2 separate regions of the Homo sapiens genome follow, and region 1 is linked to region 2. A link is an interaction called in ENCODE POLR2A ChIA-PET data of the cell type or tissue named here. Cell type or tissue: A673. All regions are shown on one strand. Links, peaks and the distances in the headings refer to the core of each region. The heading gives the core; the rest is flanking DNA.

Region 1 (2,927 bases), core at 256-2,755, 130 kb after region 2:
TTCAGTTTTTTTTTGGAAGTACCTTATGAGGACGTCAGCTATGAGGAAGGATGACAGGAGTTTGGGGATTGGATGTTTCAGGAGAGAGCAGAGGGTTTGAAATCATTTACAATTTACTATGTGGGCTGAAGTCGTGTGGAACTTACAGCAGAAGGTTCTCCTGATCTTTCTGAGTCTTCCACATCTGTTGTTTTAAATGTGTTAAGAAGTTTTTCATTCACTTTGTTCAGGAGCTCCCTAAGTACTAACATAGATCATACGAGCATTGGAAATATTAGCTGACAGTTTCAGTAACATCACAGGACATTTCCTTTGGGATGAGCAACTGAGGTGTACAAGGCTGCATAAGTTTCCCTGAGAAACTCACCTGTAAATTATTATTGTTATTATTTAGAATTTAGAGTATAGTTGTTCTCTAATTATGTAGCAGACACGATTGTACTTGAAACATTGTGATGGTAATTCAACAAAAAATACTTATTTTAAGATAACGTACCCTAAGTATATACTGACTTATATAAGTAAAGAATTATTTCTTTCATCTTCTAGTTTAGGTGAAAAATCTAGTCTTGCTTTTTTGTATGTAACAATGTATGGCTATATAATATGTTATTCTTTCTTTTTAGAAAGTATTGATCCAGGGTTTTATTTACATTATGTTTGTTTATTTAGTTTGCAAGTGTGTGACGTTGAAGCCTGGTTGTATATAAAGATATGTATTCTGTTAGTGTACATGGTTATTGTTTTCAGGAGGGTAAAAAATAATAACAATCATTGACTTCACTTTGAAACACTGTTACTTTCTACTGTCAAAGAAACCTTGAATATGTAGACTGAGGAGGAATTGTTTTAAAGCAAGGAAAAAAATTCCAGAGGAAGAGCTAGTTTGGTTTCATAGTACATCATCTACTTATCTACCACACACACAAACACACACACATACTTTTTTTTTTTTTTTTTTTTTCCTCAAATGAGCTGTGTTACTCTTTAGGGATGCTTGATGCCATTAATATGATTGTTCATTTTGGTTATTACCTTATTAGAAAGGCAACTGATATTTTACTCTTAAATGTACTTAAATGGAGTAATAGCATTTATAAGACTCCTGGCATATAGTTTCACTTTTCAGAATCATCTTTTGGCTAAAGAAATTTAACAGTGAGATTTTAAGTAGATAGCTCACTAAAGAAGTAAGGTTAGTGCCTTGGTTTGAAAGTAGCATTACTTTGCTTGTAATTGTTTCACTTTAATTGTATTATACATTGTTTTCTTAATAGTTGTGATGTCATTTTTCTCTTTATTACTAATTTTAGATACTCCACACATTCCACATAGATTGAGAAAGCCGAAAGTAATTAGGTGCTTGATCAATCCAACTCACCTGGACCAACAAACTCCTTTTAAACTAATGATGGTCTTTGGGGCTTAGGTGTATATATTTTTATTCCAATTTTATAATTGGCTATATTATATGTCTACTGATTTCTGATTTAATGATGAAGTATAGAATTTGTCATTTTACTGTGTGTTTTTTTTTTTTTTTTTTTGACAGAATCTCACTCTCTTGCCCAGGCTGGAGTGCAGTAGCACAATTACAGCTCACTGCAGTCTTGGCCTCCAGGCTTAAGTGATCCTCTCACCTCAGCCCCTTGAGTAGCTGGGTCTACAGGTATGGGTGACCATGCCTGGCTAATTTTTAAATTTTTTGTAGAGATGGTATTTTGCCATATTGCCCAGGCTGGTCTGGAACTCCTGGGATCAAGAGGTCCTCCTACCTCGGCCTCCCAAAGTGCTGGGATTTAAGGAATCCCACTGGGTGTGAGCCACTGGGCCTGGCCTATTAAGTGATTCTTAAGTAATATAATTTTAGTACTCTAATTTTATTTTTATTATTTTATTTTTTGAGATAAGGCCCAGACTACAAGTACAGTACATAATCATAGCTCACTGCAGCCTCAAAGTCTTGGCTAATGTGATCCTCCTGCCACAGCGTCCCAAGTGTTTGGGACTACAAGTGTGTGCCACCACATCTGACTAATTTTTATAATTTTTTTATACAGACAATGTCTCACTGTGTTGCCCAGGCTGTTATTGATTTCCTGGCCTCAAGCAATCCTCCCACCTCAGCCTTCCAAAGTGCTGGGATTGCAGGCATGAGCCACTGTGCCCTGCCTGTACTTTTAAAATTTAAATTTCTTTTCAAGTTTAATAATGTAACAGGATTATATTTTGGAACTGTATATTATGTATTACAGATGTGGAATTTATATGTAGTAGATTATGTTTAACTATTTTTTAAATATATTTTTAAGAGCTTCCTTATCCTTGTATAGCCTCCAGATGTGAAGTATTGTTTTATATTTTGTGTTATAGACTGCAAAAAATGAGGCCTCATCACATATCTCACAATCCCAAAGAGAAACTCTGCTTTACATTTTTCTTTTTTTCTTTACTTTTTCTTTTTTTTTTTTTTTGAGATGGAGTCTCGCTCTGTTGCCCAGGCTGGAGTGCAGTGGTGCAATCTCGGCTCACTGCAAACTCTGCCTCCTGGGTTCACAGCATTCTCCTGCCTCAGCCTTCCAAGTAGCTGGGACTACAGGCGCCTGCCACCATGCACTGCTATTTTTTTGTATTTTTAGTAGAGATGGGGTTTCACCGTGTTATCCAGGATGGTCTCGATCTCCTGACCTCGTAATCCGCCCGCCTTGGCCTCCCAAGAGAAACTCTGCTTTATATTTTTCTATCAATTCACAGACTTATAAACCTTTTTAAAACAGGTATGTACTATTTGACAGTTTTCACAAGAATATCCTGTGAGACTGTGAAGTTAAAACCATTAAGCCTTGTAGTCCATGGGCTGGGAAGAGTTGGATGATTGGCTCATTTGATAAATACATGAATTCATTTGGGCCTTTAGATTCAGAATT
Region 2 (2,927 bases), core at 271-2,770:
GTAGTGCCCCACAGCCCCTGCTATTGCTCCTGCCACCTGAGTATTCCCCAAGAAATGCTACTCAAGCAAGCCTAGTTCAAGTGACATATGGCCACTTGAACTTGTCTATACAGTATCAAATTACATTTTTGTTTTGCTAACTTGAAAGGTATAAAATGCTTTCAATATGCATACCCTTGGCTGCTAGGGGACTGAACATCTTTTCATGGTGTTATTGGTCATTTTTATTTATACCACTGTGAAGTTCCTGTATCATAGTCTTTGTCTTTTTCTTATTAACTTGTAAAAGCTTACTGAAAGATAATCCTCTCTTATATGTGCCATTAACCTCTTTTCCCATTCTTTATCCTTTAACCTTAGTTATGATATTTGTGTTTGAAAAAAAACCTACATTTTTACTACTGACTTTTACCTAAACTTCCTGTGTTTTTCATTTCAAAAATTATCTGATCTTATTTATTTGCTACTCTTAGAAAATCTTATTTTTTACTGGATTCAAGGTCAGGGTAGAAGCTCTCAGAGAGAACAGCCTCTGCTTCTCAGGGACCTGTTCCTGGCATTTCTCTTTGGTTTCCCATTCTCTTGGTCAAAAGTTTAGCATATTCTGCAGCCTCTTACTTATTTTTCTTAGCAAGCTGTGTCTTCAGAGCAATATGTGGATGTTTTGTGATGCAGGACACATGGAATAACAGGATGCTGAATCCTGGGCAGTCTGGTCCTGAGTTCCTTACCTTCTTTGTTTAGGGACTTTCTCACAACCTATGGTAGGTATCATCTTTTTACAGATATTTGAAAACTTATCAGATTCTGCTAGCTCTTTTGGGCCCTAGGTGATGAGGCATAGTATTATCAGTCAGTCCAAGAATATCCTTCTCTCTCCCGACTTTTTTTTTTTTTTTCACAATAACCAAATTAAGAGCACTCAAATTGACATCCACAATGCAACCTCAAATATATTTGTACTTTCTCCAGTTCACCTTGCCATGTGATAGGAACACTCCTTACTTAGTAGCAGCAAACACAGCCATGGGTCAAGACATTCTGCTTCATGGGGAAACTTTGTTTGCAGTTCCCATCACTGATTCAGATGACATAAGCTTTTCACTCTGCAGTCAGCATTAACAGCAACTTCTATGGCCATACGCTTCTCATAAAAGGTATGATGTTTGTGTTCACTGTCCATTTCAGTGCGTTTCTAGCAGCTAGTGACTGAGAGGGAAACATTCATGTTCACTCTGAAGAGGTACTTCCCTCTGAAATACCATGAAAAAGAACGAGCCAATCCTATATTTTAACTACGTATTAGACATTTTTATTTGCATATACTAAATAAACACATTTTACCTTTCTCTCATGAACTCATCTTCACAATTTTCCTATCTTGACTTCATCCCAGAATATTACTGGATACATTGACCTAAAACTCAGTCAATTTTGACTTTTTTCTTTGCCTTTAGGCTTTTTCTAGAAAGAGTTAATCAATATACATTTGATGCCGTAGACACACGTTGTGACTTAATTTATTTGGCTTTTATTCAAAGTTGATAGAGAAAATATTACATTGTCATTTTTCTTGCAAAGTGCTCCCTTGAGTTTCAAGTTTCATCGTGGGAGAAAAAAATGTTTATACAAAAAAACTCTTATGTGCCAATTTTTGGTCAATGAAAACTGTATTATGTTTATTTAATTATTTAATATACAAGTCAGCTGTTATTTTCCTTTCAAAAAAAAAGCTTATTAGCAAACCTCTTTTCTTGACCTTTTTAGAACATCATTTCATGAGTATACGGGACCTCTGGAGGGGGCCAGTACTTGTCGCTGTTCCTCTCAGCCACCCATTCTTCTACAGAGTTTACATGGTTGCCTCCAGTCCCATCTATAGGAATTTTTGTGCAGGTTTACTATGTGCTCTTTTACATAAACCATGCAACCCTTGACATTTTATTTCCCAATAGCCAGCTAGGTAGAAAAAAATCAACTGTGATTTTAATTTTAATGAAGCAGAATTTACATTGTTTCCAGGCTGTCTGCCAACTTGCTATTTAGGAAAGTTAACCCAGATGCAGCTTAATCAGTCTGTCTTTTTTCTTTTTTTATCACCAAAAATTCTCTTGTCAAGATCAGATGAAGGGTAATAATATACCCTTAATGGTTTTGCACAGTTCATTCTTGAACTTCAGTGAACAGGAACTAGCTGGTGTTTCCCAGAGGCCCTAAAGATCCCTTTGCTACCCTCACTCATGATCTACTTTAGTCAGACACTCTCCTGTCTCCTGTTCAACTTCTTTTTGTTGGCTTCAGCAAATCCATCAGTGGCTAACATGTGGCCTCTTGACCAAAATAGTCTGGGAAGCAAAATCTGACCTCATTGTAATAGGTCTCCCATCAAGCCATAGAAGTCGTTATTTTATTAAAATTGTCTTGATGAATAGGTTGGAATTTTACGCTCTCACAGAACATTAGGTTGCTACTTATGTTTCAGAATTTGCATCACTGATTCCTGTAGCCATCATATTTTATGTTCTATCATGTCTCTGTTATTTAAAAATGTGTGTTTGTATGTTATGTTTATACACACCACTAGAATATCATGACATCATAGTGGGATACTAAAAGTTTGTGGTAAAACAGATGCAGATTATGGTCCCTGCCCCCAGGTGTCTAACTAAAAATGTAAGATGATAGTAGCATTGATAAATCTAGTATGTAATACAAAATCAAGAAGCAGAATAGCTCATCTCAGTCCAATATATGTTGATTCTTCTCTTACAAAAGAGTAAACAAAACTAACAGGGTCCATTTCATGTCCTCTACCAAAACATAGATGGCCAGATTCATTCCACGTTGCCTTTCTTCAACACCAGCCCCTCCCTGACTCCCTCACATCTTTTCTACTTTAGTAGGCAATTCCATGATAAGAACATTCT

What was found. ChIA-PET counts read pairs that join two places held together with the same protein. Peaks named below come from ENCODE experiments on the same cell type or tissue, not always from the same donor. Only the 100,000 strongest peaks of a DNase experiment are listed, where the experiment ranks them.
Region 1: POLR2A ChIA-PET joins it to region 2 with 5 read pairs; 2 of 35 experiments call an interaction of 5 or more read pairs at or near these places.

What each region holds. Positions count from the first base shown.
Region 1 is chr14:29,921,848-29,924,774 of GRCh38, reverse strand. All of the region lies in intron 1 of PRKD1 (protein kinase D1), which reads left to right. Among named protein-coding and RNA genes, the nearest start is that of PRKD1, 4.5 kb to the left of the region's middle. In A673, for the core only: no CTCF peak of the experiment used is centred there; no DNase peak of the experiment used is centred there; H3K4me3 peaks cover 1,261 bases; H3K27ac peaks cover 352 bases.
Region 2 is chr14:30,053,507-30,056,433 of GRCh38, reverse strand. It overlaps the pseudogene RPS6P24. Among named protein-coding and RNA genes, the nearest start is that of PRKD1, 130 kb to the right of the region's middle. In A673, for the core only: no CTCF peak of the experiment used is centred there; no DNase peak of the experiment used is centred there.